Linked DNA regions of Homo sapiens: region 1 is linked to region 2. A link is an interaction called in ENCODE POLR2A ChIA-PET data of the cell type or tissue named here. Cell type or tissue: OCI-LY7. All regions are shown on one strand. Links, peaks and the distances in the headings refer to the core of each region. The heading gives the core; the rest is flanking DNA. Region 1 has its middle 24 kb from the start of C16orf87. Region 2 overlaps C16orf87 (chromosome 16 open reading frame 87).

Region 1 (15,960 bases), core at 6,940-11,939, 63 kb before region 2:
CACACTTGTAATCCCACCTACTCAGTAAGCCGAGGGAGGAGAATCACTTGAGCCGAGATTGTGCCGTGTACTCCTGCCTGGGCAAAAGAGCGAGACTCCGTCTCAAAAAAAAAAAAAAGATATCTGATCCCCAGCGTTGGCAGCAAGGCCTAACAGGAGGTGTTTGGGTTATGGGGGTGGATCCCTCATGAATGTCTTGGTGACCTCTTTGTGGTAATGAGTAAGTTCTTACTCTACTAGTTCCCAAGAAAGTAGGTTGTTATAAAGAGCCTGGTGCCTCCTCCTCTCTCTTCTTGCTGCTCTCTCTCATCATGTGATCTCTGCCCATGCTGGCTGCCCTTCCCCTTCAGCCATGAGTGGAAGCTTCCTAAGGCCTCACCAGAAGCAGATGCTGGCGTCATGCTTCTTATACAGTCTGCAGAGCTGTGAGCCAAATAAACCTCTTTTCTTAATAAATTACTCAGCCTCAGGTCTTTCTTCATAGCAACACAAAAGGACTAAGACAATTGCTTTAAAAGTTGATGTTGCGGCCGGGCGCGGTGGCTCATGCCTGTAATCCCAGTACTTTGGGAGGCTGAGGCGGGTGGATCACAAGGTCAGGAGATTGAGACCATCCTGGCTAACACGGTGAAACCCCATCTCTACTAAAAATAATAATAATTAAAAAAATTAGCCGGGCATGTTGGCGGGCACCTGTAGTCCCAGCTACTCGGGAGGCTGAGGCAGGAGAATGGTGAACCAGGGAGGCGGAGCTTGCAGTGAGCCGAGACTGCGCCACTGCACTCCAGCCTGGGTGACAGAGTAATACTCCGTCTCAAAAAAAAAAAAAAAAAAAAAGTTGATGTTGCCTCAATTGCTCCAACCCCTCCAGTCTTATCAGAGACTCCTTGTACTCACCCATATTGAAGCATGCAGAACACCTCCCACTTTAGCTGCTTTTCTCAGTTTGGCTCACTCTGCCCTCCTGCGAAGACCTGTTTGCTGGCCCCTGAGGTGCCCTATCTCTTCCCTCTGCATTATTCTATATAAATGCGAATATCATATAGATCTTATAGTGGTGGGAATTGTTGTCGTCATGCTCTTACCTTTTACAGTTCATGGGGATACCTTATAATCTGGCTTTGTTGAAAATGCTCTTCATAGGTTTTTGGTTTTACCATCTAGTTGCTCTGCCTTTTTTTTTTTTTTTTTTTTTCCTGCAAGGTGGATTCTAGGAGATCAAAAAACTATACCACTGCTGTGTCTTTCCAGAATTATGAAGGGAAAAAGAACCATGAGAGCTCAGGAAGCAAATTATTATATTTGCCCCCATGGCCAGGCCAGGACCATGTGCTGGAACCACACTCAGATGTGAATAGGATGTGGTTCCCAGGAAGCAAGCTACCTTATATTAGATTCTACACCCAAAGAAGGCAAAACATAACACATGTTTATTACAGTGTTTCATATCAGGTTTTATTTGAGGGTTCCACTACTTTAAAAAAAAGTATAAAAACATTCATCTAAGATAGTGTAATTATATGACTTGTTCTTTAACTCAAACTTTTTATTTTTATTTTTATTATTTATTTATTTATTTATTTTTGAGATGGAGTTTAGCTCTTGTTGCCCAGGCTGGAGCGCAATGGTGTGATCTTGGCTCACCGCAACCTCTGCCTCCTGGGTTCAAGTGATTCCCCTACCTCAGCCTCTTGAGTAGCTGGGATTATAGGCATATGTCATCATGCCTGGCTAATTTTTTTTGTTTTTAGTAGAGACGGGGTTTCTCTGTGTTGGTCAGGCTGGTCTTGAACTGCTGACCTCGGATGATCCGCCTGTCTCGGCCTCCCAAAGTGCTGGGATTACAGGTGTGAGCCAGCATGCTTGGCCTATTTTTATTTTTAATTTTGAGACAGGGTCTCATTGTGTTGTCCAGGCTAGAGTGCAGTGGTGTGATCACAACTCACTGCAGCCTTGACCTCTGGGTTCAAGTGATCCTCCTGCCTCAGCCTCCTGAGTAGCTGGGATTACAGGCACACGCCACCACACCTGGATAATTTTTTTATTTTTCATGTTTGTAGAGATGTGGTCTCATTATTTTGCCAAGCCTCTGGTCTTGAACTCCGGAGCTCAAGTGATCTTCCCATCTCGGTCTCCCAAAAGTGCTGGGATTTACAAGCGTGAGCCACCATGCCCAGCCCCTGACTTCAACTTTTTAAAGATAACTTTCAATTATATGACCTTCCTTCATAAGAGATGAACACATAGATGAGGCTAAAGTCCCCTTGTCTCTGGGTTCCCTTTGGATGCCTGGCTGACTTAAATGCCATCTCAGCAGGGCTGAGGACCATGCACCGGAGTCTGCTGAGGATGGGACATAGTCATTTTAACATTAACCAGAGTGAAATGCAATCATGAAAGTGAATCCTTTAATGCAGTTGTGAGGGATTATCTGTGCTGTTGCCATTCTCCATTTGTACAAAAATGTAAAGCTTGAGAATGGTTGAGGATTTTAGAAACATGTTCCTGGCTCTTTCTCTGTTGTTTAGCATGGTGAGGACCTTGATTCACAGTTTCATTTTTGACTGACAGACTTACTGTTCCATCCCAGCATTGGTAACTAATGGGCTTTCTGGCTCGGTTTTTGCTAGGCTCATTGAGATTGTTTTGATTAGGATGCATTATTATTCAAGTGGCAGAAAACCCCACTCATATTGCCTTTTAAAAACATATACATTGGCTCATGGAGTGTGGAGGTATTTGACACTTCAGGAGTGGCTGGATTCAGGATTCAAATGAGGTGATGGCAATATTGCCCTTCCCAGTCTCAGGGCCCATTTATATTATGTGACATGAGTCCAACACTATGTGCTCTTGGTGATGCCCCAGTCACTGCTGTGGGTCCTGGTCTGCAGCCCAGGTCCCCTTTTTGCTATTTTCTCTGTTTTTGTCGACTTCCCTTCAGGCAGCTTCCCCTCATGTAGTGAAAGGGCTCCAGTAGATCCTTGCTGAACTCCCTGCCATCCAAAATCAGCAGAGAACAGAGAACTTCAGAGGCCTCAGGAAAAGTCTCATCGTGACTCACTGGTTCTCACTGCATCACAGCCCCAGCCTGGGTCCCGCCCACATCACTGAGGTCAGGGCAAGGCTGATGTCCGACTGGCTCATACCTAGTCAAAGTCTCCACTGCTGGTTACCAATGAAGATGGCAGCCTCATCAGAATTCCTTGAATGAAGAGGAAGGGAGGGGGGATGTGACAAGGGATAGCTCAGCATAGCTCAGATGGCACCCCCTCTGAAAGGCAGCAGCCTCAATTTGAAAAAAAAAAAAAAGGGCAGGGCACAGTGACTCACACCTATAATCCCAGCACTTTGGGAGGCCAAGGCTTGCGGATCATCTGAGGTCAGGAGTTCAAGACCAGCCTGGCCAACAAGGTGAAACCCCGTCTGTACTAAAAATACAAAAATCAGCTGGGCGTGGTGGCAGGAACCTGTAATCCCAGCTACTCGGGAGGCTGAGGCACAAGAATTACTTGAACCCAGGAGGGAGAGGTTTCAGTGAGCCGAGATTGCACCACTGTACTCCAGCCTGGGCGACAGTGAGACCCTGTCTCACACACACACACAGGGCCAGGCATGGTGGTTCACACCTGTAATCCCAGCACTTTGGAAGGTAGAAGTGGGAGGATTTCTTGAGCCCAGGAGTTGAGACCAGCCTAGGCAATGTAGCAAGACCCCATCTCATTTTTTTTTTTTTTAAGGGAGAGTGTCGTTCTTTCGCCCAGGCTGGAGTGCAGTGGCGCGATCTCAGCTCACTGCAACCTCCATCTCCCAGTTCAAGCGATTCTCCTGCCTCAGCCTCCTGAGTAGCTGGGATTACAGGCACCCACCACCGCACCCAGCTAATTTTTGTATTTTTTAGTAGAGATGGGGTTTTGCCATGTTGGCCAGGCTGGTCTTGAACTCCTGACCTCAAGTGATATGCCCACCTTGGCCTCCCGAAGTGCTGGGATTACAGGCATAAGCCACCGCTTCTAGCCCCCGCCTCAATTTTTTAAAAAATTGAATTAACGACAATAACAAAAAGAGGCAGCATGTCACAGTGGTTGAAAGTGTGTACTGCGGTGCCAAGAGGCAGCATGTCACAGTGGTTGAGGGTGTGTACTGTGGTGCCAAACCACCTTGGTTCTAACAATGGCTTTACCATTTAGGGTATGTGACCTTGGGTAAGTTACCAATCTCTGTGCCTCAGTTTCCTCACCTGTACAATGGGAGATAATGGCCTCACCTTCATAAAATTATTGACATAAAATTGATTTAATATATATAAAATACTTAGAACTCTGACTGGCATGCAACAAGATCTAGATATCTTTGCCATTATTGAGATTTCATGATCCTTAGGAGAGAATAGGGGAAATTCCTAATGCAGCAAGTTTTCAACAAAGGGCAGTGTTCCTTTGGCCTAGGACAGTGATGCTGTGGCTTGAAGTGACTCCTTTCATCAGTTTACCCATCTTAGTCTGCAATGAGCAACTTCCAGATATCACCCCTTTGCATGTGTTGGAGCTCAGAAAATGATACCCCAAGACGAAGGCTGCAGAAGCAGCCTCAGAGGCTAAAGGTTTTCACTGACCTTCTGCCCTCCTGTCTTTTAGGCCCATTCTCCCCAGGAACTAGTTATAGAAACTAGAATCCCTCTTCCTCAAGGCAGATCATAGACACCAAAACCCTTTTTCCCCCAAGCCAGCCATAAAACCTAAAAATATTCTGTGAAAAAACTGGCCTACCCTGTTTGACTGTAGGTCATAAGATCCCTATTGGAAAGAGGATCCTGCCCCATACCTAGAGGGAAGGAATGCTGCTTGGAGAGGCCAAGAAGAATCCAGACCGACAGATCTTGCTGGGTTTCCCCACTCTGTCTATTAGCGAGCGTTAGCGCAGACCCTTTTTGCCCAATCCTATTTCTACATGGCTGTCCAGACTTTGTCGAATCTAAGCGCAAAAATGGACAACTTCCCCTGCATCTTTGGGTCTTCATTTGGAAGTCTCCTGTGTATACATGTCATGCTTCTTCTCCAATTAACCTACCTTTTGTGAGCTGATTTTTCAGTGAACCTTCCAAGGGTGAAGTAAAAGTCTCCTTGGCCCCCACACACACTGGGGTGTAGTTTGCTTTGAGGCTGGTCTGGGGGTGAGGGCATGGCTGTTGTGGTTTGCCTTGAGGCTGGTCTGGGGGTGAGGGCATAGCTGTTGAATACCATTAAGGGCATTTCACTGTGAGGTTTGATTCACATTGTTCTAGAACTTTAGACTGATTCACAATTTCGCTGCCAGCCGGTGCAGCAGCAACTGCTTCCATCTGTGACGTCGTGCACTGATTTATAAACCATTTATAGCTCTCCTCCCCACTTGACACAGCTGCTCCACAAATGGCTCAGGATTGCAACTAGAGGGGAAATTGGGGACTGCACTTGAACTTTCTCTATAATGAAGTGTAAATTGTCCTTTTGAAAAGTGCTTTCTTCATAAATCCCAGGCCTCAAATGTGGCAATTAAGAGAAGCCTTAAAAGCAAAAGAGGCTTCTGTTCCAGGTCTTTTCAAACCCTAAATGTCAAATTCTCTGTGCCTGTGTCCTGGCCTGGCATCTTATTTCCCTCAACACCCTCCTCCCATCTCTTTCTTAGTAACAATCTCAGATCCTGGCAGCGAATGGCATGCGAAACTGGGAACATTTTTCTTCTACACAGACAGGGTTATATAAATCTTCCTGTTTTAAAGTGATTTCTTTTACCCTTTATTTCTTTTGTGTGCCTTTAGGAGTCTGCTTGAATTCTTAATGGGCTAGATCCCTGGCTGGCTTGTTCTCTGCTTAAAGCAAACCATATCGATGCCAATTACTTTTATCCAGGCATTTGCATGTTTACTAAGGTCCTACTACCAGGCACTGATATCATCAGAGACTGTCTCCATATTCTTTGTATCCAGTCTTTTTTTTTTTTTTTGAGACGGAGTCTCGCTCTGTCTCCCAGGCTGGAGCGCAGTGGCACGATCTCGGCTCACTGCAACCTCCGCCTCCCAGGTTCAAGCAATTCTCCTGCCTCAGCCTCCTGAGAGTAGCTGGGACTACAGGCGCCGGCCACCATGCACGGCTAATTTTTGTATTTTTAATAGAGACGGGGTTTCACCATATTGGTCAGGCTGGTCTCGAACTCCCGACTTCAGGTTATCCACCCGCTTCAGCCTCCCAAAGTGCTGGGATTACAGGCGTGAGCCACCGCGCCCAGCTATGTATCCAGTCTTTTTCCACAAACATTCTACTTTTGGCCGGGCGCAGTGGCTCACGTCTGTAATCCCAGCACTTTGGGAGGCCGAGGTGGGCGGATCACAAGGTCAGGAGTTCGAGACCAGCCTGGCCAACATAGTGAAACCCTGTCTCTACTAAAAATACAAAAATTAGCCAGGTGTGGTGTCGTGCGCCTGTAGTCCCAGCTACTCAGGAGGCTGAGGCAGGAGAATCACTTGAACCTGGGAGGTGGAGGTTGCAGTGAGCCGAGATCGTGCCATTGTGCTCCAGCCTGGGTGACAGAGTGAGACTCTATCTTAAAAAAAAAAAAAAAAGAAAAGAAAAGAAGAAAAAAAAAACTACTTTTGATAAATCTCCTTTCTGTTGTTGTTACTGTTGTTTTTTTAGGCAGGGCCTCACTCTGTCACCAGGCTGAAGTGCAGCCATGTGATCATAGCTCACTGCAGCCTCAAACTCTTAGGCTCAAGTAGTCCTCCTGCTTCAGCCTTTGAAGTAGCTGGGACTACAGGCACATGCCAACATGTCCAGCTAATTAAAAAAAAAATTTAAAGAGATGGGGTCTTGCTGTGTTGCCCAGGCTGGTCTCAATCTCCTGGCCTCAAGGAATGCTCACACCTCAGCCTCCCAAAGTGCTGGGATTACAGGTGTGAGCCACCAAGCCCAGTCTGCCCCTTTATTTTCTACTGTTTTAAAAAAGGCATTGGCTTATCTAAAGGACCTAGTTCCTAGATAGTTACTTCCTGTTCTAGAGAGTTAATACAATGAGACTAAGGTCATCAAGTCCCACCAGAATACATCAGGCTATGTTACATGTCCATGTTTTCGAATACGCTTCAGAGGGAATCTTCTTCCTCTCCTTCATCTCTCTAATGCCTTCTCATTTTTCTAAAGTTAGGCCAATGTCATGACTCTGCTGGGAAACACTGTTGGAGCCCTCTGATTTTGATATTCCTTCCCCAGGCTCCCTTGAGTTCACCATTCTTGGAGAAAGCATTGCAACTGGACAGTGATCATTGATTTACTAGTCTGCCTCCATCATTAAGGTAGAGGCCAGAAAGGGACTATGTCAGATTGAACTTATTTTCCTCAGTTTCTAATAGACAATTATCAAATGAATGAACAAATGTACATTTCCTGAATACCCTCTATGTGCCAGTTACTGTATGAGGGTCTGGGGACACCAAGACCTTGTCCCTTTGAAGTTTATGGTCTAGTGGAAAGTTACACACTAGGTTAATAATCACACATATCACAATATTATCTTGAACTGATAAAGGGAAAAAACAGAATGCTTTGAAGGAAAAAAACAGAATGTTAGGAGACTGTCTGATAGGAGCGCCCAGAGATTGGATAAGCAGGACTTTTATCTGGGAAGAAGGGAGAGGGAGGGCTGGAAGTGCTTTCAGGACGTCCTGAAGTGTACCGAATGAGTAAACTGATGAAAGTGAGTGGGAGGGGGATGGAAACTCGCTCTCTGGTCATCGTGGGCATCGATGAATTGGTTTGTCTTGTGTCTTCTCCAGGTGGCAGGACCCTGATTTTTGGAGGATCCAAGCCTCCCTCATTCTCATCCTGACCTACCCCTCTTTCTAATAATGGGCACTTGACCTAGCCAAATTGAGTATGTCATCTACCAGGGCTCCTCCCATGTGATTAATTTAGGAATGAGTTTGAATTTAAGTCAAGTCTGGGATTCTTGGCATAACTAGGAAGAAAGACCTGCATTTCTTTCAGCACTTTGGATATTGTGCTTGAAAGAGAAGGGTAGAGATAGATGAAGACAAATTGATTTCTGATTTTTTTTGAGCACCTGGATCCAGCCATACCTGAAACTCGTGTGGCTACAGTTGTGTCTAAATTAACACACCTATGACTTTTAAAGCTATTAACTAGGCTGGGTGAAGTAGCTCATGCCTGTAATCCCAGCACTTTGTGAGGCTGAGGTCAGAGGATTGCTTGAGCCCAGGAGTTTCCAGCCTAGGCAACATAGGAAGACCTCGTCTCTACCAAAAACAAAAAACAAAAAACAAAAACAAAAACAAAACAAAACAAAACAAAACAAAAACATGGTGAGCACCTGTAGTCCCAGCTACTCAGGAGGCTGATGTGGGAGGATTACTTGAGCCTAGGAAGTTGAGGCTGCAGTGAGCCATGATAGTACCACTGCACTCTAGCCTGGATGTCTCAAAAAAAAAAAAAAAGCTATTAACTAAATAACTATCCCATCTTTTTATATGGCTTAGGCTAGTTTGCACAGGGCTTCAGGTACTTGCAAGACCAATGGCACTCATTTGCTAAGTCCAAAGAGGGTAAGGGAGGCCAGCTAAAGCGATTATGGAGGTCATCCAGCCAGGGAGAGCCCAAACACAGCAATCTTTCCTGCACCAGGAGAGTTCCCCCTAAGTGTCTGTATTCTGGTCTTCTCCTCAGAGACCCTGACCCTTGGGTTTCCATTTGTTTGAGTGTCTAGCAACAGGTGCACTGAGGGAGGGTGGTTGGAGAGAGATACCAATAGGAACCTTCCCAGGCCCTGACAGGGCAGGGAGTTCCAGGTACCCAAAGTGCTGGAAAATCACGAACTGCCTCTGCATTGGAGGAATGTGGACTAACCCTGATTTGAGAGTGGAGAGCCAGCAGGAGAGCTGGCTTTTGCTGGACTGCAAATGGTGAACCTGCTGGGCCAGGCAAGCTGGAATTGTTAATGGGCCTCAGTGAGCAACAACACCAGTGGGTCACAGCTGCCATCTAGCGCCGGATGCCGGCTTTTGCAAATTGTTTACTGGCTGTTTCCAGCTGAAAGGCCTTTCTGAGGGCCAATCTGGGGGGAAATGGGTAGGTCAGTACCTCTACCTTCATATTCAGGAAGAACCTTCAAATCAGACTTTCAGTATTATCTCTAAATCAGATTATTATACATATAGTCCCAGAGCCAAATTGACTAGATGACAAAAATGGGCAATCATTGCACAACATTAATTTCTGTTTCATTCCAAATCTCTAGAGTGTTATGATAGATTGATTAGATAGATAGATAGACAGACAGACATTTAAGGGCAGGCATGGTGGCTCATGTCTGTAATCCCAGCACCTTGGGGGCTGAGACCCGGAGATCACTTGAGTCCAGGAGTTTGAGGCCAGCCTGGGCAATATAGCAAGCTCGTCTCTACAAAAGATGGTGGTGCATCCCTGTGGTCCCAGCTACTCGTGAGGCTGAGTTGCTTGAACCCTGGAGTTTGAGGCTGCAGTGAGCTATGATAGCACCACTGCACACTCCAGCCTGGGCCACAGAGTGAGACCTGTCTCTTTAAAAAAAAAAAAAGATGGATTTTTTTAAAAGATGGATAGATGGATATTTTAAAAATAAATCCTGTAATGGTCCTATTTATGATTCAGGTTTCTGGCAGAAAATAGGCAGGTAGTGTAACTGCCCAGTGGGTTCACCTTTCCCACTGCCTAGACCTGCCTAGACAGGGGAATTGCAATGGAGAAAGAGTAATTCATGCAGAACCGGCTGTGCAGGGGACTGAAGTTTTATGATTACTCAAATCAGAGCATTCAGGGATCGAAGTTTTTGAAGATAATTTGGGAGATAGGGGCTTGGGAAGTGGGGAGTGCTGATGGTTGAGGTTGGAGATAGAATCGCAGGGGGTCGAAGTGAGGTTTTCTTTCTGTCTTCTGTTCCTGGGTGGGATGGCAGAACTGGTTGAGCCAGATTACGGGTCTTGGTGGTGTCAGCTGATCCATCAAGTGCAGGGTCTGCAAAATATCTCAAGCACTGATCTTAGGTTTTACATGGTGATGTTATCCCCAGGAGCAATTTGGAGAGGTTCAGACTCTTTGGAGCCAGAGTCTGCATGACCCCTAAACCACAATTTCTAATATTGTAGCTAATTTGTTAGTCTGGCAAAGGCAGACTGGGCCCCAGGCAAAAAGGGGTCTTTTCAGGAAAGGGCTATTATCAATTTTGTTTCAGAGTCAAACCATGAAACTGAATTCCTTCCCAAGGTTAGTTCGGCCTACACCCAGGAATGAGTAAGAACAGCTTAGGCTGGGCGAGGTGGCTCACGCCTGTAATCCTAGCACTTTGGGAGGCCAAGATGGGCAGATCACCTGAGGTCAGGAGTTCGAGACCAGCCTGGGCAACATGGTGAAACCCAGTCTCTACTAAAAATACAAAAATTAACCGGGCATGGTGGTGGGCACCTGTGATCCCAGCTTCTCGGGAGGCTGAGGCAGGAGAATTGCTTGAACCTGGGAGGCAGAGGTTGCAGTGAGCTGAGATTGTGCCACTGCACTCTAGCCTGGGCAACAGAGTGAGACTCCATCTCAAAAAAAAAAAAAAAAAGGAGAGCTTAAAGGTTAGAAGCAAGATAGAGTGGATTAAGTCTGATCTCTTTCACTGTCATAATTTCCTCAGTTATAAATTTTGCAAAGGCGGTTTCAGTAGTACACTACAAAGGGATGCCTGGGGAGAGTTTAATGATAGGCTACTAACAAAGGTGTGAGAAGGGACCAAAGGAAACAATCAAAGTCCAGGGAAGCAGGCCAGGGTCAGTGATTGGAGGAAGCTGCTTCCACCCTCCAGAACTGATGGGACAGGAAGAGGGCAGGAGCTCAGCAGGATGGCTCCGTAGGCCAGAGCTCCTGCACAGGCACCAACCCCAGGGGCTGGTTCTTGGTTGGGTTTGGAGAAGTACTCCCTAAGATGTGGATTCAGGTGAGACTGACTCGTTAAGGAGTGCTCCCAGGGGAGAGGGAAAATGGAGTAGCAGGGAGCAGGGCAGAGGAGAGGAAGCCAGCAGGTGTGACCGCAGGCATACCTGTGGAGGTAGCTCCAGCTTGACCTGCAGGGCAACTCTGAAGGGGAAGTTGTTTCAGGAGGTCTGACTGCAGGCCAAGAGCTTGGCATCGAACTCCTGACCTATCAGTCATTGATCAAATGGGAGGGCAGGAGGAGAAGTGGGGGAGTCATCCCAGGCACTTTGACTTTTTGCATGTTGGGTTGAACCAAGTATCTTCAAGAATGATTTACTTATAGGCTGGGCGTGGTGGCTCATGCCTGTAACCCCAGCACTTTGGGAGGCTGAGATGGGCGGATCAGTTGAGGCTAGGAGTTCGAGACCAGCCTGCCCAACATGGTGAAACCCCAACTCTACTAAAAATACACAAATTAGCAGGGTGTGGTGGTGGGCACCTGTAATCCCAGCTACTGGGGAAGCTGAGGCAGGAGAATCACTTGAACCTGGGAGGCAGAGGTTGCAGTGAGTTGCGATCATGCCACTGCACTCTGGCCTGGATGACAGAGCAAGACTCCATCTCAAAGAAAAAAAAAATTTTTACTCATAATTTAATAATGACTTTGTGAGAAGTACAGCAATAATGTGTGAGAGGTTTTAATTATAATGTATGTTATTTGTTGAATTCTAAAGTACTCCACAGGTGTTTTGATAGACACCTGTTTGGGGTTAGCAACATACTTTCTGGTTAAACATCACAAGGGATTACACATTTCTCTTCTCACCAAAACTGCTCCTGTAAGTGGTATGTAAATATGACGGGCCTCCTTTTTCTCTTAAACTCAACATGATATTCTGGCTTCACTCATTTGCTTTCTAGCAGCCGCCCCATGTTAGCCTTGCCAAATGGTCAGTCTTCTATTTGGTAGGTTTTATAAGTCCTAAAAGTCTTACTTCAGAAATAGCTCTAATAAACCAAGCATGGAAAATTTCACTCATTTCTTCTGAGGCTGTAGAATTTGCATCCATTTTTTTCCGCAGCTGTCACAACTGTTGCAGATGCCTCTGACCAGCCCACAAGGTTGACTAGCCTGCTATACTCTACAGAGCAACTGAAAAGCATACAGAGATCCAAAGGAATATGGGTAAAGCCAGGAAAGCTGCTGTGAGTGGGGATGGGGGACCAGTGAGGTGTAGTGTGTCTGGAAGGAAGATGCAGAGATGGAGTTTGAAGTATCAGAGGTGTGTTTGGGGGAAAGGGCAAGAGCTGTGAAGGATAAAGGAGGAGGAAGTAGGGTTGGGCAGGGAGAGGCTCAGAACACAATCAGATCTTACATTATCTGCCGAGCTCTGGAGCAAAGATTACCTATTACAACAGTCATGCATTAGGCAAAAATGACCAGGCCCTGGTACACTTTGCTATGTCTGGTCATTGGCTGGTGGCTGACTGAGCCAGGCATGAATCCTAAAGGTGGTACAGCTGGAGGCTGGTAACTAACTACGCTCCTTGCAGCTGAATGGCAAGTGTTTGTGTTTTTGGTTTTGTTTTGTTTTTTGAGACAGGGTCTTTCTCTGTTGCATAGGCTCAGGTGCAGTGGCACAAACAGCTCACTGCAGCCTCAAACTCCCAGGCTCAAGTGATCCTCCTGCCTCAGCCTCCCAAGTAGGTGGGATTATAGGTGTGCAACATCATGCCTGCTCATTATTTTTTTTTTTTTACAGGGATGGCATCTTGCTATGTTGTTCAGGCTCTTCTCAAACTCCTGGCATCAAGTTGTCAGAGCCGTTTGAACTGGAGCAACTCCATCTTGAATAGGGGCTCAGTAAAATAAGGCTGAAACCTACTGGGCTGCATTCCCAGATGGTAAGGCATTCTAAGTCACAGGATGGAATAGGAGGTCAGCACAAGATACAGGTCATAAGGACCTTGCTGATAAAACAGGTTGCAGTAAAGAAGCCGGCTAAAACCCACCAAAACTGAGATAGCCACCAGAGTGACCTCTGGTCATCTTCACTGCTACACTCCCACCAGTGCCATGACAGTTTACAAATGCCATGGCAACATCAGGAAGCCACCCTATATGGTCTAAAAGTGGGAGGCATGAATAATCCACTCCTTGCTTAGTATATAATCAATAAATAACCATAAAAATGGGCAACCAGCAGCCCTCGGGGCTGCTTTGCCTATGGAGTAGCCATTCTTTTATTCCTTTACTTTCCTAATAAACTTGCTTTTACCTTATAGACTTGCTCTGAATTCTTTCTTGCGTGAGATCCAAGAACCTTCTATTGGGGTCTTGATCAGGACCCCCTTCCAGTAACAAAGTGATTCTTCCTCCTCAGCCTCCCAAAGTGCTGGGATGAAAGGTGTGAGTCACCATACCAGCCTGCAAGTTATTTTTGAAAAGAAATCCAAGTGGAGCATTTTCATGGCTGCCACACTTAATGAAATGTAGTGTATTTGGCTATTCCAGCCATCCCTCCAACACCAATAAGGAAGACCCTACCTGCAAGGGGTACAGAAACAAGGGGCAGAGAGAGAAATGGGGCCCTGATGGCTCACATGAGTGCATAGATCCAGCTGTGCCTGAAGCCCATCAGATTCTTGGCTCTTTTGGTTATGTGAGCCAGGAAATACTCTTTTTGCTTAAGCCATTTTGAGTTGAGTTTTTATTTCACAAAATTTCTGATTCCTGATTTATATACTCTCTGAGTTTCATGTTCCTTAACTGTAAGATGGGGCTCATGATTCCACTTTGCAGGGTTTGAGAGAAAGAACGACAAGTAATATAAAGGACAAGCTGCAAAGTAGATGCCCAATAAATAGTAAATAGCATGAAAGGGAAAAGCAAAGGAGGCAAAGCAAGGTGTGGGACTCCTGGAGACTCCTCTGTGCCCAGGGCAGGCAGCAGGCTGAGTTCAGTGCTCAGCGAGGGTGGTGGCTGGCTTGGGCTGTCTAGAGTTACCCAGCTACAAAGGAGGCTGCCTCCTGAGCTGCTTTGAGCCTGTGGCTTTTCAACAATGAATGTGCCCACCCAGTGTGTTATTAGCTCTGTAGGAGGAGAAGAAAAGCACTCTTTCTAGCCAAAAATAAGGCTTCTCATACTCTTTATCTTCATCTGGACAGTTTTGGGGGTTTTGTTTTATTTATTTATTTATTTATTTATTTATTTATTTATTTATTTTATTTTTTTTCGAGATGAAGTCTTGCTCTGTTGCCCAGAATGGAGTGCAGTGGCATGATCATAGCTCACTGCAGCCTCGATGTGCATGCCCGACTAATTTTATTATATTTTGTAGAGACAAAGTCTCATTATGTTTCCCAGGCTGGTCTCAAATTCCTGGGCTCAAGCAATTCTCCTGCCTTGGCCTCACAAACTGTTAGGATTACAGATGTGAGCCCACTGCTCCCAGCTGGACAATTATTTGTATTCATTTTTGTTACTGTTGTTATTTAAAGATGATTCCTTTGTGCAAATATATAAAATTTGTAGAAAAAAAATTAAAAGAATAAACAAGCGATGACCACATTTGTAGCATTGTGATGATTCCCAAAGCTTCTGGTGAAAAAACAAACAAGAAAGAACACAAACCCCTCTAATTTATATAATTTATAACTCAGGATCTATTTTCTTTTTCTTTTTTTTTTTTGAGATGGAGTCTTGCTCTGTCGCCCAGGCTGGCATGCAGTGGCGCAATCTCGGCTCACTGCAACCTCTGCCTCCCAGGTTCAAGTGATTCTCCTGCCTCAGCCTCCCGAGTAGCTGGGATTACAGGCATGCACCAGCATGCCTGGCTAATTTTTGTATTTTTAGTAGAGACGGGGTTTCACCATGTTGGCCAGGCTGGTCTCAAACTCCTGACCTCAGGTGATCCACCTGCCTCGGCCTCCCAAAGTGCTGGGATTACAGGTGTGAGCCACCACACCCGGCCTAGGATCTATTTTGTAAGATAAGTGGTTATGTTTATATTTTAAAGATTGCTAAGGCTCCTACTGTTCCTCTCCTCCCACTAAAAATGTAAAAGCCTTAAAAGGCTCATTGATAGGGGCTTTGTGTCCTGAATGTTAACAGTGACAGGTGTAGAGGTGGAGGCTACATCTCATTTCTCCCAATCTCTGGGGGAAGCTCAGGTCCTAATTACAAGAGAGAACAAAAAGTGGCTTTGAATATCCATTTTGGTTCATTCATCAAGTACTTATTATTAAAGAACCTCCTGCTAGGTCTAATTGCATAGTGTGAGATTAGAAGCACCTGCAGTCACTTTAATAGCAAGCATGAAAGATCTTGAGCAAAGTTAGAAACAGGATCAAAAACCAGTGAAAAGTGGACTCTTTGGCACCCAACCTGGTTCTTTCTTTCTGTCTTCAGGTCAAGGACAGATGACCTACACAGATCCTTCTCATTTTTCTCCAGGTCAGTGGGACCCCAAAGGCCCATCTCTCTGTCACTTCCTCTATGGACCTCTCCCCAGCATGCACTGATGGAATTATTGTTTCATTTGAGTACCCATGAAAGCCGGCATCCAAGACGATCCCTACTTCCTGGGATACATGCCCTTATTTAGTCCCCTCCCACACTGACTGGGGTGACCTGTGTAACTAATAGGATATTGCAAAAATGACAGAGTGTGAGTTTTGAAGTTCAGTTATAAAAGATGTTGTGGATTCCCTCCCGTTCTCTGATGGAAAATGTGCCCTGTAGAAGAACAGTTGCTATGTTAAAAGGATACTTAAGCAGTCCTATGGGGAAGCCCACGCTCTAAGTAACTGAGGCCACCTGACCTCAGCCAGTGTAGTGGTTTTAAAAGATGTCCACACATTCTTTGACGTGTCTCCCTTTAAGAAGTGTAGTTTAAACCACGCGCCTGTAATCCCAGCACTTTGGGAGGCTTAGGCACGTGGATTGCTTGAGCTTGAGTTCGAGACCAGTCTGGGC
Region 2 (15,960 bases), core at 6,736-11,735:
CCCAACACTTTGGGAGGCCAAGGCAGGAGAGTTGTTTGAAGCCAGGAGTTTGAGACCAGCCTGGGCAACATGATGAGACCGCGTCTCTACAAAAAGTAAAATTAGCTGGGTGTGGTGCTTCCAGCTACTAGGCAGCTGAGGCTAAAGGATCACTTGAGCCCAGGAGTTCGAGGCTGCAGTGAGTGATGATCTTGCCACTGCACTCCAGCCTGGGAGGCAGAGCAAGAAACACCCTGTGTGAAAAAAGTATTGAATTTGTTTGATTCCACTTTCAAAATATGCTCTAGATACAGGTAGTCATTCTGCCAAATTGTGTTCTTCTCTAAAACATTTTGTCCGTCATTCTTTGAAACTCATTCTTAATTATTTCCACTTTACCTTCTAGTTTGGTTTGATGCCTTATATTCTTGCTAGTTAAAAGCATTTTTTCCCTAGTATTTTCTGTCTTTCTAGCCTTTAAGGCATATTGTTGTTAACAAATCTCTTATTTAAGTTAATTAAAGTTTTTTCTGTGCAGCTGGGTTTTTTCTTTTACTACATGACAAGCTTCATTTTTACATTTGGAAGTACATGTATATATGTTTATATATTTTTATTCTCAGGATCTATTTTCTAGGGAACTATTTTTTTAAATTATTCTTTTGTGCTGCCTTAACCCATTTATTATAGTTTGAATATTAGTAGTACTTACTACTCAAAGATTACAACTATACTAATAACTATCCTAACATACAAAGCAGACTCTCCAGGATTAAAAGTATGAGACATATAACAGAGTCTGGAATAGAATAATTCTTTTTACCCCAGTCAAGTATTTGCCTTTTGCATTATTAAGGAATCTGTTTTGTTCTTTTATTGATAATTTCTATATTTTTTTCTTTGCCTTATTGCACTGGTTGGGACTTTTTGCCTTGATCCAGTTGTAGGGGGGAAACATTCAGTCATTAAGCATTAAATAACTTTGTTGTTGTTGTGGGCTTGAAAAAATACCCTTTAGTAGATTGAGGGTAGACTCTTTTATTTCTGCTTGTTGGAAGTTTTCTGTCAGGAACAGATGTTGAATTTTGTCAGATGCTTTTTCTGCATAATTGATAGGACCTTTTTTCTCCCCTTTAGAATGTTCATATGGTGAAACATACTGATAGCTTTTCTTTTCTTTTTTTTTTGACACGGAGTCTCACTCTGTCACCCAGGCTGGAGTGCAATGGTGCGATCTTGGCTCACTGCACCCTCTGCCTCTTGGGTTCAAGCTTCCCTCACCAGCCTCCCAAGTACCTGGGTATACAGGTGTGCATCACCATGCCCGGCTAATTTTTGAATTTTTAGTAGAGATAGGTTTTTACCATGTTGGCCAGGCTGGTCTTCAACTCCTGACTCAGCCTCCCAAAGTGTTGGGATTACAGTCTCGCTCTGTCGCCCAGGCTGGAGGGCAGTGGTGTGATCTTGGCTCAATGCAACCTTGCAACCTCTGCCTCCCGAGTTCAAGCGATTCTCCTGCCTTAGCCTCCTGAGTAGCTGGAATTACAGGCGCACGCCACTACACCCAGCTTCTTTTTGTATTTTTAGTAGAGATGGAGTTTCACCATGTTGGCCAAGCTGGTCTCGAACTCCTGAGCTCCGGTGATCCACCCGCCTTTACAGGCATGAGCCACCGTGCCCGGCTGCATTTCTCTTTTGTAAGAACCTGCTCTGGTTTATTGATATTTTGCTGTTTTTCTGTTTTAAGTTTCATTAATTTCTGATCTTTAGTATTTTCTCCTTTCTTTGCTTTGGGCTTATTTGCTCCCTTTTCTAGCTTATTGTGGCGGAAGCTCAGATCATTGATTTTAAAATTTACTTATTTATTTATTTATTTATTTAATTCAACACTGATCAGAAGGCTTTTTGTGCTTTTCTAAAAAAAGCATTTAATGCTATAAATTTCCCATTTGCTTTATCTCACAAATTTTATTGTGTTGTAATTTTGTGTTCAATTTAGAATATTCTGATTTTTCTTGGTATTACTATAATTTTCAAATATTTAGAGTTTTTTTCAGTTATCTTTCTGTTACTGATTGTAATTTATTGTTTTTTAAAATTATAGTTCTTTGAATAGTTTTGCAGTATTTGCTCTAGGGATTACTATAAACATACTTCACTTTTTACAGTTCACTTAGAAGTCAATATTTTACCAGTTCAAGTGGAATGTAGAAAAATCTTACCACTGTTTACATTCCTTTACCCTCTCCCCTTTATGTTATAATTTTCTTATAAATCATAAGACTTGGCTGGGCACAGTGGCTCACCTGTAATCCCAGGACTGGGAGGCCGAGGCGAGCAGATTGCTTAAGTCCAGGAGTTCGAGACCAGCCTGGACAATGTGGTGAAACCCCAACTCTACAAAAAATACACAAAATTAGCTAGGCGTGGTAGCATGTTCCTGTAGTCCCAGCTACTCAGGAGGCTGAAGTGGGAGGATTACTTGAGCCCAGGAGGCAGAGGTTGCAGTGAGCCAAGATCACTCCACTCCACTCCAGCCTGAGTGACAGAGCTAGACACTGTGTCTCAAAAAATAAAAATAAAAAATAAGACTCATCAGATAATGTATTTTTTCCTTACAACTATCATAGATATTTTTAAGAACCCAAGAGGAAAACAGTCTATCACATTTACCACAATATTTATCATTTGTATTAATCTTCCTTAATTCTTGATGTTCCAAGTTTACATAGGTATCAGTCCTTTTCATCTGGAAAATTTCTTTTAGTGCAGGTCTGTTGACATTTAATTCTCTTATTTTTTCTTCATCTGAGAATGTCTTTATTTTGCCTTAATTCATGAAAGATATTTTTGCTGGATATAAACTACTGTGTTGACAGTTCTTTCAGCCTCCATGGTTTCTGATGAGAAATGTGCAGCCATTAAAGTAATATTTCCCCTGTATGAAACATGTTATTTTTCTCTGAGTATTTTCAGGAATCTTTGTCTTTGGTTTTTATTGGTTTGATTATGATGTGCCCGGGTGTTTGAATTTATTCTCTTTGGGATTTGTTGAGCTTAAATGTGTAAGTTTATGCCTTTCATCAGATTATGTAAAGTTTTAAACCATTCAGATATTTTCTGCTCTACTTTCTCCTCCCTCTTAGGCTCCAGTGATGCAAGTGTTAGACTCTTTGGTATTATCTCACAGATCTCAGAACCTCTGTTCATTTATTTTATTTTAATAAATCATTTCAGTTAACAAAATCATATATTGTATGCAGCATGATGTTTCAATATGTATGTTCACATTGTAGGATGTCTAAAGTAAAGATAATGAACATATGCATTATCATGTATACTTACCATTTTTTTTGTGGCTGCAACAATTCTCTTGGCAATTTTCAAGTATACAATATGTTATTAACTATAGTCGTTATGCTGTATAATTGATCTCTTGAACTTTTGCCTCCTAACTGAAAGTTTGTTTCATTTGACCAGCATCTCCCTAGCTCCCCTCCCTCACCACTGGTAACCACCATTCTACTGTCTGTTTCTATGAGTTTGACTTTTTTAGATTCCACATGTAAGTGAGGTTATACAATACTTGTTTTTTTGTGCCTGGCTTATTTCACTTAATATTCACCAGGTTATCCATATTGTCATAAATGGCAGGATTTCCTTTTTAATGGCTGAAGAGTATTCTACTGTGTGTATGTACTACATTTTCTTTTTTTTTTTTTTTTTTTTTTTTGAGATGGAGTCTCACTCTGTTGCCCAGGCTAGAATGCAGTGGCGTGATCTCGGCTCACTGCAAGGTTTGCCTCCCGGGTTCACACCATTCTCCTGCCTCAGCCTCCCGAGTAGCTGGGACTACAGGCGTCCGCCACCATGCCCGGCTAATTTTTTTGTATTTTTTAATTGAGACGGGGTTTCACCGTGTTAGCCAGTATGGTCTTGATCTCCTGACTTTGTGATCCGCCCACCTCGGCCTTCCAAAGTGCTGGGATTACAGGCGTGAGCCACTGCGCCTGGCCTATGCTACATTTTCTTTATCCATTCATCTGTTGAACACTTACATTGATTTTATATCTTGACTATTGTGAATAATGCTACAATGAAAATGGGAGTGCAGATATCTCTTCAACGTACAACGTACTGACATCATTTCCTTGGATATATACCCAAAAATGGGATTGCTGGATCATAAGGTAGTTCTATTTTTAGTTCTTTGATGAACCTCCATACCATTTTCCATAATGACTGTACCAGTTTACATTCCCACCAACAGTGTACAGGATTTTCTGTTTCTCCACATCCTGACCAACACTTGTTATTTTTTGTCTTTTTAATAATAGCCATTCTGACAGGTGTGAGCTGATATTATGGTTTTGATTTACATTTCCCTGATGATTAGTGATGCTGAGCACTTTTTCTTATATGTGTACACCATTTGTATGTCTTCTTTTTAAGAAATGTCTATTCACATCCCTTGCCCATTTTTAAATTGGGTTATTTTCTTGCTATTGAGTTGTTTGAATTACTTATGTATTTTGGATATTAACCCCTTAGATGTATGTTTTGCAAATATTTCCTCCCATTCAACAGATTATCTCTTCACTCTTGATTGTTTCCTTTGCTGTGTAGAAGCTTTTTAGTTTGATGTAGTCTCACTTGTTTGTTTCTGCTTTTGTTGCCTGTGCTTTTGGTGTAATATTCAAAAATCATAGCCAAGGCCAATATCAAGGAGTTTTTCTAGCTTGTTACCTGTTTTCTTCTAGTAATTTTATGATTTCTGGTCTTAGGTTTAGGTTTTTTAATCCATTTTGAGTTGATTTTTTGTATATGGTGTAAGGTAAGGGTCCAGTCTAGTTCTTTTGTATATGGATAGCCTGTTTTCCCAACACCATTTGTTGATGATACTATCCTTTTTCCATTGTGTCTTCTTGGTGGCCTTGTTGAAAATTAGTTGAACATATATGATTGGGTTTGTTTCTGGACTTGCTGTTCTTTTTCATTGGTGTATGTGTCTGTTTTTATGCTAGTACCATACTGTTTTGATTAGCTTTGTAATATAGTTTGAAATCATGAATTGTGATGCCTCCAACTTTGTTTTCCTTTCTCAAGATTGTTTTTGCTATTTGGGGTCTTTTGTGTTTTTTTAAGAGTTTTTTTTTTTCTGTGAAGAATGTCATTGGAATTTTGATAGGGGTTGTGTTGAATCTGTATCATTTTGGATAGTATGTGTAGTTTAAATAGTATTCTTCAAATCTATGAACATGGGATATCTTTCCTTTTTTTGTGTCTTTGGTTTCTTTCATCAATGTTTGATAGTTTTCAGGGTACAGATCTTTATTAGTTAAAATTATTTCTGGGCTGGGCGTGGTGGCTCACGCCTATAATCCCAGCACTATGAGAGTTCGAGGCAGGTGGATCACGAGGTCAGGAATTCAAGACCAGCCTGGCCAAGATGGTGAAACCCCATCTCTACTAAAAATACAAAAATTATCCGGGTATGGTGGCGGGTGCCTGTAATCCTAGCTACTCGGGAGGCTGAGGCAGAGAATTGCTTGAACCTGGCAGGTGGAGGTTGCAGTGAGCCGAGATCGCGCCACTGCACTCCAGCCTGGGCAACAGAGCGAAACTCCATCTCAAAAAAAAAAAAAAGTCTAAATATTTTATTCTTTTGATGGTATTGTAAATGTGATTTTTTTCTTGATTTTTTTTTTGGATAGATTGTTATTGGTGTAAAGAAATGCAACTGATATTTGTATGTTGATTTTGTATCTTACAACTTATTAATTCATTTATTCTAATAATTTTTCTGTGAAGTTGTTAGGGTTATTTATATTGAGGATCATGTCATCTACAAATGGATAATTGTACTTCTTTCTTTCTGATATGATGCCTTTTATTTATTTTTCTTGCCTGATTGCTCTTGCTAGTATCTTTAGTGCTATGTTCAGTGGAAGTATTGAGTGGGCATCCTTGCCTTACACAGATCTTAAAGGAAAAGCTTTCCGTTTTTTCCCCATTAATGATATTAGCTGAGAATGTAGGCTATTCATAAATTGCCTTTATTACATTGAGGAATTTGTCTTCTATATTTATTTTGTTGAGAGTTCTTTTATCATAAAAGGATGTTATGTCATTGCGATGTCTGACTTTAGTATTAGGGTGATGCTGCACTCAGAAAATGAGTTCAGAACTTGTACTTTTTGGCAGAGTTTACGAAGGATTGGTATAAATTCTTTTTTTTTTTTTTTTGAGACAGAGTTTTGCTCTTGTTGCCCAGGCTGGAATGCAATGGTGTGATCTTGGCTCATGCACCCTCCGCCTCTTGGGTTCAAGTGATTCTCCTGCCTTGGCCTCCTGAGTAGCTGTAATTACAGGCGTCTGCCACCAAGCCTGGCTAATTTTTGTATTTTTAGAAGAGATGGGGTTTCACCATGTTGGGCAGGCTGGTCTTAAACTGCTGACCTCAGGTGATCTGCCTGCCTCAGCCTCCCAAAGTGCTAGGATTACAGGCATGAGTCACTGCACCTGGTCAGTATTAATTCTTTGAATATTTGGTAGAATTCAACCATGAAGCCATCTGGTCCTGGGCTTTTCTTTGATGAAAAGTATTTTATTACAACTTTAATATTTTTATTTGTGATTGGTATGTTCAGGTTTTCTAGTCTTGATTCAATCTTTGTAGGTTCTATGTTTCTAGAAATACCCATTTTCTCTAGGTTATCCAATTTGTTGGCATATAATTGATAATAATAGTCCCTTATGGTCCTTTTTATTTCTGTGACATCAGTTGTAATGTCTCCGCTTTCATTTCTGATTTTGAGTCTTCTTTTTTTTCTTTTTTTCTTTTTCTTTTTTTTTTTTTTTTTGAGACGGAGTCTTGCTCTGTCGCTCAGGCTGGAGTGCAGTGGCGCGATCTCGGCTCACTGCAAGCTCCACCTCCCGGGCTCACGCCATTCTCCTGCCTCAGCCTCCGGAATAGCTGGGACTACAGGCGCCCACCACCACGCCCGGAGAATTTTTTTTTGTATTTTTAGTGGAGACAGCGTTTCACCATGTTAGCCAGGATGGTCTCGATCTCCTGACCTCGTGATCCACCCGCCTTGGCCTCCCAAAGTGCTGGGATTACAGGCGTGAGCCACTGCGCCCGGCCGTCTTCTTTTTTTTCTTAGTGTAGCTAAAGGTTTCTCAACTTTTATATTTTTTGAAAAACCAACTTGATTTTGTTGATTTTCTGCAGTTTTTCTATTCTCTCTTTGATTTATTTCTGTCCTGATCTTTATTATTTCCTTCCTTCTGTTAACTTTGGGTTTAGTTTGTTCTTTTTCTAGTACCTTGAGGGGTAAACTTAGGTTATTTGGGATCTTTCTTCTTTTATAATGTAGGCATTTATCACTATAAAATTCCCTTTTAGTAGTGCTTTTGCTACATCCCGTAAGTTTTGATATGTAGTATTTTTGTCTTCATTTGTGTGTATGTATGTATGTATGTATATGTATGTATATATACACACAGGGTCTTGCTATTTTACCCAGGCGGAGCTCAAACTAACAATCCTCCCATCTCAGCCTTCCAAGCGGCTGAGACTACAGGTGTGTACCACCATTCCCAGCTTGAGATATTTTTAAATTTTCTTTTTTTAAAATTCGCATATAAAATTTATTTCCATATAGAAAAATTTATAAGCTAAATATAAAGATTAAACTAAAATAGTGTTTGAAAAGCCCACTACTTCAGTGCTAACAAACTAAATGAAAATAAGGCTATTTTGCATTTTAAATCATAAAAAACTGAAATATATATTAAAATAATTAGATCCCCAGTGTTTGCTCTTTTTTTTATTTTATTTTCTTTCCTGCTACAGCTTCTTTCTTACCTGAGTGTTTGCTCTTCTTCCATCACAGCTATATTGAAGAGCATACTGGTTTGGGTTGACTGGCCTACCTTGGTCATCTCTTATTAATCTAAAAACATCACAAATGTCATGCAGTTTCTGTTTCATTATGTTAATAGCTTTATTACATTGGGCTCACTCTCAAGAGTTTCCTTCTTTGCTTGCAATTTACATACATCATCCTCTAGATTCAAAATTATGTCTAATTTGCATTTGTAACAGTTCTGAGCAGCAACTTTACTTTTCCCTCTTCATCTGATATCACAGATGAGCAAGACTTGTAGGTCTGTCAGATAGTACCTATTTAATGTGCTACTGAAAAAATCAACAGGTGGGCTGGGCACAGTGGCTCATGCCTATAATCCCAGCACTTTGGGAGGCCGAGCTGAGCAGATCACCTGAGGTCAGGAGTTCGAGACCAGCCTGGCCAACATGGTGAAAACCCGTCTCTACTAAAAATACAAAAATTAGCCAGGCGTGGTGGCGGGTGCCTGGACTCTCAGCTACTTGGGAGGCTGAGGCAGAAGAACTGCTTGAACCCAGGAGGTAAAGGTTGCAGTGAGATGACATCACACCACTGCACTCCAGCCTGGGCAAGAGAGCAAGACTCGGTCTCAAAAAAACAAAAAACAGGCATGTGGACAATTTCATCTACAGAAAAAGGGATATGCAAAGCTTTAGCATGCCATTCATCACAGCTCAAGTTTCTATCAGTCACTGAGGTACCTACTCCTTATTTTCTGTGACTTTCCAGGCCTGAAAAAGATTCCGAAGTAGATTCTGGTGCATTTGGCTGTAAGTGATAAGTGTGGTTATAAAATATGTCTTGAAATGCAAGATCCCCATGGAAACCATAATCACTACTATGATCCATGTGATAAAACATACTGGGTTCTGGGTAGCAGCCTCCTACAGCACCTTCTAAGTCATGATGGGAACGAGACTATACTAAAACCCTATAGCAGCTTCACAGAGTGAGAAGAATTAGACCTGGTGATAGAGGTGCTATTGTGACGAGTCTAAAGAAAGGCCAGAATCAGAATCTGGTTCTTCAGAAAGCCGAGAAACATCCAAAGTCCTTGTCTGTGGCTAATGACATTAAGTTTATCAAATACATTTACGGGAAGGTCATATAGTAGGTCTTGGCTTTTTAGATTCGTCATCTGATTGTCAACATGTGGAAGAGATCCTCTCAAATTAGTTCTAGGAAGGGTTTGCCCAGGATTGGTGGTATGAGAATGTAACTGTAGAAATGGTTCTTGTGCCTGTGAAGTGCTTCCTACTGGATCTCCTCGAAATGTATTGTTGGGACACAGCAACATGGCCTCATGAATATTGACATCGTGACTTACAGCCTGGGTAAAGTCTCCATTATAATGTGCTGAAGAAATTCATGCCATCATTGATACTGCCTGGAAAAGGAGGAATATCTCCCGATGAGATCCCTCCAGTGAATTTTCAGGCTATGATGAAAACAACAATCTTCCAGAGAGAAAGAAGTATCTGTCCCATTCAGATGTCTCATTTCTAGGTTCAGTGGTCTTTTCTGCCTCCCGGTCAGGTTTATCTGCTGTTTGTTTTCATCTTCATTGTTCTGCTTTGTAATGAGTTCTTCTGGGTTGACACATTTTCCTCGTGCTGGGAACTGGGAGCCCCAGCTTCATGCTCTTTTCTTAGTGCCTCATTTTTCTCGTTCTTCCCCGCCGGCCCAGGGGCTACTCCGAGCTGCTTGGGGATCCCCGCCGCCCCCACTGTGCAGCCTGGCTGGCGCCGACTCCTCTGGCCAACGTGGCGGTGGCGCCGAGCAGCCCGTGAGCCACGTCTGCATCCTCAGCTGCCACGCTGTGCACCAGCCACGAATCCACTTGGCTGCGGGGGATGCAGGGGACCCCCGAGCGCGCGCACCTCCCGGAGCGGCTGGCCCTTGGTGTGCACCTGGCCCGCTCACCCTCCCGAGGCGGGGAAGGGGCTGAGCGCGGAGGCGGAGCTGGCCGGGCCTTTCGGGAGTAGCAGCTCATCGCGGTAGCAGGGTGGGCGGAGCTGGCAGGGTGGGCGGAGCTGGCAGGGTGGGCGGAGCTGGCAGGGTGGGCGGAGCTGGCAGGGTGGGCGGAGCTGGGTGGGCGGTGGCAGGCAGAGGGTGAGGTCCATTTTCTTATTTCCTTTTTAGTCCAGTGGCTGTTTAGGAGTATGTTATTTAGTTTTCACTATTTGTGAATGTTCCTTTTTTGTGTGTGTGCTGTTACGGATTTCTAATTTCACTCCATGTAGTTGGAAAACATACTTGATATGATTTTGACCTTAAATTTGTTAAGACTTCTGTTGTGGCCTAACGTGATCAATATATCTGGGAGAATGTTTTGTGTGTGCTTAAGAATGTGTAGGCCAGGCTTGGTGGCTCACACCTGTAGTCCCAGCACTGTGAGGCTGAAGGGACAGGATCGCTTGAGGCCAGTTCAAGATTACACTGAGCTCTGATCACACCACTGCAGTCTAGCCTGGGTGGCAGATTGAAATCCTGTATCTTAAAAAAGAAGAATAAGAATAAGAATGAGGAGGAAGAGGAGGAGGAGGGGGAGGGGGAGGAGGAGGGGGAGGAGGAGGAGGAGGAAGAAAAGCAGAATGTGTATTCTGTTGAGTGAAAAGTTCTATTTATGTCTGTTAAGTCCATTTGTTATAGTGTTCAAGTTCACTCCTTACCGATTTTCTGTCTGGACGTTCTGTCTGTTACTGAAAGTGGAGTGTTGAAGTCTCCTACTACTATTGCTGTCAATTTGTACTTTTAGATCTGTCAATATTTGCTTTGTTAGGTGCTTTTAAGTTTGGTGTATATATATTTCTAATTGTTATATCTTGTTGACCCATTTTTTGTTAAATGACCTTCTTTGTGTCTAGTGACAGTTTTTGACTTAAAGTCTGCCTTCTTGGATATGAGTTATAGCAACTTCTGCCTTTTTTGGGTTAACATTTGCATGCAATATCTTTTTTCTTCCCTTCACTTTCAGCCTTTGTGTGTCCTTGAGTCTAAACGAGTTTCTTGTAGACAACATATAAATTTTAAATCTGTTCAGGTACTCTACATCTTTCTTTTGTGGAGTTTATTCCATTTACATTTTTTTGTTTTAAAAAATATTTTTATTTGACAAATTATAATTGTATACATGAATGGGGCACAATGTAATGGTTTGATGTATTATATAATGTGGAATAATTAAGCTAATTAACATACCTATCACCTCATTTTTTTTGTTGTAAGACCTTTAAAATTTATTCTTAGCTATTTTGAAATACATAATGCATTATCATTGACTATAGTTGCCCTACTGTGTGTTAGATCTTATATATTTTTCATCCTAATGGAAACTTTGTACTCTTAGATCATTTATTTGACACTCTGATTCCTTGTTCTCTCCTTCTTCTAACCCCCAGCCTCTGGTAACCACCTTTCTACTCTAGTACTATGAGTTTGACATTTTTTAGATTCCACATATAAGTAAGATCGTGTGGCATTTGTCTTTCTGTGCCTGCCTTATTTTACTTAGCCTGATGTCCTCCAGGTTCATCCACAGTATCACAAATGACAGGATTTTCTTCTTTTTAAAGGCTGAATGATATTCTATTGTTGTATATACCATATTTTCTTTATCCATTCATCTGTTGATGAATATTTAGGTTGAATTCATATCTAGCTATTGCAAATAATGTTGCAATAAACATGGGAGTGCAGATACCTCTTCAGCATGATTTTAATGCATTTATTCCATTCAAATTTAAAGTAATTTTTGGTAAGGAAGGATTTATTCTTGCCATTTTGTTGTTTTATTTGTCTTGTGGTTATTTTATTTCCTTTTTTTTTCTTGCTGTCATTTTGTTTCTTTTTTTTTTTTTTTTTTTTTTTTTGCATTGCTAGGTTTTGATTCCCTTTTTCTTTGTGGTTATCACGGGGCTTACACAGAATATAGTTCTCACAGTCTACTTTAAGCTGATAACTTCCCTCTCATGCAAGAATGCTTTTCTCTCTTCTCTTCCCACATTATGCTATTGATGTCACAATTGTCTACTATTTATATTATGTATCCATTAACATATTTTAGTATTAGTTGTTTTTAATACTTTAACCTTTTTTTTTTTTTTTTTCTGGGATAGAGTTTTCCTTGTTGCCCAGGCTGGAGTGCAATGTCGCAATTTTGGCTCACTGCAACCTCCGCCTCCCGGTTCAGGAGATTCTCCTGCCTCAGCCTCCCAAGTAGCTGGGACTAGAAGTGCCCGCCACCACGCGTGGCTAATTTTTTTGTAATTTTAGTAAAGACGGGGTTTTGCTGTGTTGACTTAAGGTGATCCGCCTGCCTCAGCTTCCCAAAGTGCTGGGATTACAGGTGTGAGCCACCAAGCCTGGCCTAATACTTCAAACTTTTTTTTTTTTTTTTTTTTTTGCTTTTTAAGAGACAGGGTCTTGCTCTGTCACCCAGGCTAGTGGCCTGATCTTGGCTCACTGCAACCTCCACCTCCTACATTCAAGTGATTCTCCTGCCTCAGCTTCCCAAGTAGCTGGGGGATTACAGGTGTGCACTACCACACTCAGCTAATTTTTGTATTCTTTTTAGTAGAGATGGGGTTTTGCCATGTCGGCCAGGCTGGTCTCGAACTCCTGACCTCAAGTGATCCACTCACCTCAGCCTCCCAAAGTGCTGGGATTATAGGTGTGAGCCACCGTGCCTGGCCTAAACTTTCATAGTAAGATTGCAGTCTATTTACTCACCACTGTTGGAATAATAAAAGATTTTTTGCCTGTGTATTTACATCTACCAATGAGTTTTATGCTTTATTTTGCTTTCCTATTGTTGTTCAGCATTCTTTCAGCTTGAAGGACTCCCCATATCATTTCTTATTTCTTGTCAGACAGGTCTAGTGGTGATAAACTCCCTCAGTTTTTGTTTGTCTGAGTAAGTCTTTATAGCCCCTCTTTTTTTTTTTTTTTGGAGTCTCACTCTTGCTGGAGTGTAATGGTGTGATCTCGGGTCACTGCAACCTCCGCCTCCCGAGTTCAAGTGATTCTCCTGCCTCAGCCTCCCAAGTAGCTGGGATTACAGGCACCTGCCACCACGCTCAGCTAATTTTTGTATTTTTAATAGAGATGGGGTTTCACCATGTTGGCTAGGCTGGTCTCGAACTCCTGACCTCAGGTGACCTGCCTGCCTCAGCCTCCCAAAGTGCTGGGATTACAGGCATGAGCCACCCCACCTGGCCCAGCCCCTTGTTTTTTAAGGATAGTTTTGATGGGCATAATATTTTTGGTTGGCAGTTTTCTTCCTTGAGTACTTTGAATGTACTGTTCCACTCCCTTCTGTCCTGCAAGGTTTCTGCTGAAAACGGTTAGTCTAATGTGGATTTCCTTGTATGTACCAAGCTGCCTTTCTCTTGCTGCTTCAAAATTCTTTGTCTTTACCTTTTGTTAGTTTGATTATAATATGTCTCTGTGTAGATCTCTTTGGATTCTTCTTATTTGGCATCCTTTGGGCTTCCTGGATCCAGATTTCTCTTTTCTTCCCCAGTCTTGGGAAGTTTTCAGCCATCTCTTTCTCTCTCTCTCCTCCTAGTACTCCAGTAATGTATAAATTGTTCTCCTTAATGCTTTCCAATAAGTCTTTTAAGTTATCTTTACTCTTTTATTCTATTTTTACTTCTCAGATTGCGTGATTGTGATTGACCTCTTTTCTAGTTCACTGATCCTGTCTTCTTGATCTAGTCTGCTGTTGAATGCTATTGAATTTTTCAGTTCAGTTATTCTTCAGCTCTGCGATTTCTGCTTGATAATTTTAAATATTTCCTATCTCTGTTGAAATTTTCAGTTCAAGAATTGCTCTCTTAATCTTGGTGAACGTCTTTATGACCTATTTCACATTCCCTATCAGGTAAATCACGTATCTTTATTTCCCTAGGTTCTGTTTCTGGAGATTTATCTTGTTCTATTTGTAACATATTTCCCTGTTTCTTCACTTTTCTTGACTTTCTGTGTTGGTTTTTGCACAGTAGGTAAGACAGCCACCTCTTCTAGTCTTGTCACACTGGCCTCATCTGGGAGATGGACCTCACCAACCAGCCCTACCAGATATTCTAATTCTAGATGCCTCTCATATCTTTTTGCTTGTCCAAATTGCTTTGTTCTTCATGGCCCTTTGGATACTAGGGTGTGCCAAGTTCTGTCAGCACCCCAAGATATGTGAGATAGAAGCCAGTCCCTTGAGATGCAGCTTGAAAAGTCGGAGTGCTAGATTTATGTTCCAATTCCTTCTACCTCAGGGAGAAGCTGGGAGCTAGAGTTTATCTCCCACTTACTCTGTCCTAAGCCTGGAAGAGGATCTGTGGCAAATGCCTGCACTTTTATGCAGTCTGCACATTCCGAGTTTCAAAGGAATCCACTGGATGTGCACCCATTTAGCAACCAGCTTTTTTTGTCTTCTGTGTTCTGGGGAGACTCCAGAATACAGAGCCCTGTCAACTCCCAGAGCTAGGTGATTTAGGAATCAGTTCCTCATATGGGAACTGTTAAAATTGGGGCACTTGATGCATACATATACTTTTTCCAGGAAATCTGCAGACCTGGATTTATCACTTAGTTGAGCTGGTGGAGAAGGTACAGGAAGTGCCCATTCTTCCCTAGAGCCTTTCAGAGGTTTATTGTTTATCTGCTCTGTTTGCTCCCAGATACAGGCTAGCCAGAAGCCCGACCCTCAGGCAGTAGCTGGAAAAGTATGCAGACAGACCTCTTTCAGAGAGATACTTGGAGCTGGGCCTCTTAGCTTATTCTCTCTGGACTGATCCTGGGTGGGCTACAGCCACTGGAAGTGCCCTTTAACTCTACAAGTTAGATGAGCTCACAAACAAACTCTTCATTCCTGAGGGAGAAGCTGGGAGTTGGGGGATGCTTCCTGTTTGTAAAGTGCTGTCCCTGTGGTGGGGTTTGTGCACAAAGGTGTCTCAGCTTTTACTACCTGTTTTGATGTGAATATTTTCTCAGTTGCTCAGTGTGTTAGAGTCTTTCAACTAGTTTTTGGCATTCTCTCAGAGGGATTTAATTTGTGCGTAGATGTTTATTTGGTGTGTCTGTGAGAGGAGATGAAGTCAGCATTCTCCTTTTCTGCCATCTTGCTAATGTTTATTGTAATTTTCTTTTTCTTTTCTTTTTTTTTTTTTTTTTTTTTTTGAGACAAGGTCTTGCTCTCTCACCCAGATTGGCATGCAGTGGCATGATCACAGCTCACTGCAGCCTCAATTTCCTGGGCTCAAGCAATTCTCTGGCCTCAGGCTTCCTGAGTAGCTGGGATTACAGGCACACACCACCACACCCAGCGGATTTTAAAAAATTTTTTGTAGAGATGAGGTCTCACTATGTTTCCCAGGCTGGTCTCAAACTCCTGAGCTCAAGTGATCCTACTGCCTTGGCCTCCCAGAGTGTTGGGATTATAGGCATGAGCCACTGTGCCCAGCTTAATTTTCTTTTCTTTTGATGTCTTTGTCTGTCTATATCAGGGTAATGCTGGCCTCATAGAATGAGTTAGTATGTGTTGCCTCCTGTTCTGTTTTGTAGAAGTATTTGATATTAAAATTCCTTAGGCTGGGTGCAGTGGCTCACGCCTCTATTCCCAGCACTTTGGGAAGCTGAGGGAGGGGGATCACCTGAGGTCAGGAGTTTGAGACCAGCCTGGCCAACATGGCAAAACCCCATCTCTACTAAAAATACAAAAATTAGTCAGGCATGGTGGTGCTCACTTGTAATCCCAACTACTTGGGAGGCTGGGGCAGGAAAATTGCTTGAACCCAGGAGGCAGAGGTTGCAGGGAGCCAAGATCATGCCACTGCACTCCAGCGTGGGCAACAGAGCGAGACTCCGTCTCAAAAAAAAAGAAAAATTCTTTAAATGTTTTATGGAATTCATCAGTGAAACCATCTGGTTCTGGACTTTCCTTTGTTGAAAGGTTTTTGATTACTGAGTCAATCTCTCGTTATGTGTCTGTTGAGATTCTCTATTTCTTCTTGAGTCATTTAGGTAGTTTGTGTGTTTCTAGGAATTTGTCTGTTTCATCTAGGTTATTTAA

What was found. Peaks named below come from ENCODE experiments on the same cell type or tissue, not always from the same donor. Only the 100,000 strongest peaks of a DNase experiment are listed, where the experiment ranks them.
Region 1: POLR2A ChIA-PET joins it to region 2 with 5 read pairs; 5 of 35 experiments call an interaction of 5 or more read pairs at or near these places.

Annotation. Positions count from the first base shown.
Region 1 is chr16:46,847,194-46,863,153 of GRCh38, reverse strand. No RefSeq gene overlaps it. Among named protein-coding and RNA genes, the nearest start is that of C16orf87, 24 kb to the right of the region's middle. RefSeq lists enhancers at 2,943-3,237, 12,033-12,102. In OCI-LY7, for the core only: CTCF peaks have their summits at 8,839 and 9,045 (motif pointing left); a DNase peak (open chromatin) is centred at 9,043; H3K27ac peaks cover 242 bases.
Region 2 is chr16:46,783,950-46,799,909 of GRCh38, reverse strand. C16orf87 (chromosome 16 open reading frame 87) reads left to right here. Exons shown (of 4, transcript NM_001001436.4): 4 at 1-3,307. It also overlaps the pseudogene LOC100130180. Among named protein-coding and RNA genes, the nearest start is that of C16orf87, 39 kb to the left of the region's middle. RefSeq lists enhancers at 9,444-9,523, 9,534-9,583, 11,736-11,785 and a silencer at 9,734-9,783. In OCI-LY7, for the core only: no CTCF peak of the experiment used is centred there; DNase peaks (open chromatin) are centred at 9,849, 10,289 and 10,827; H3K4me3 peaks cover 1,956 bases; H3K27ac peaks cover 2,422 bases.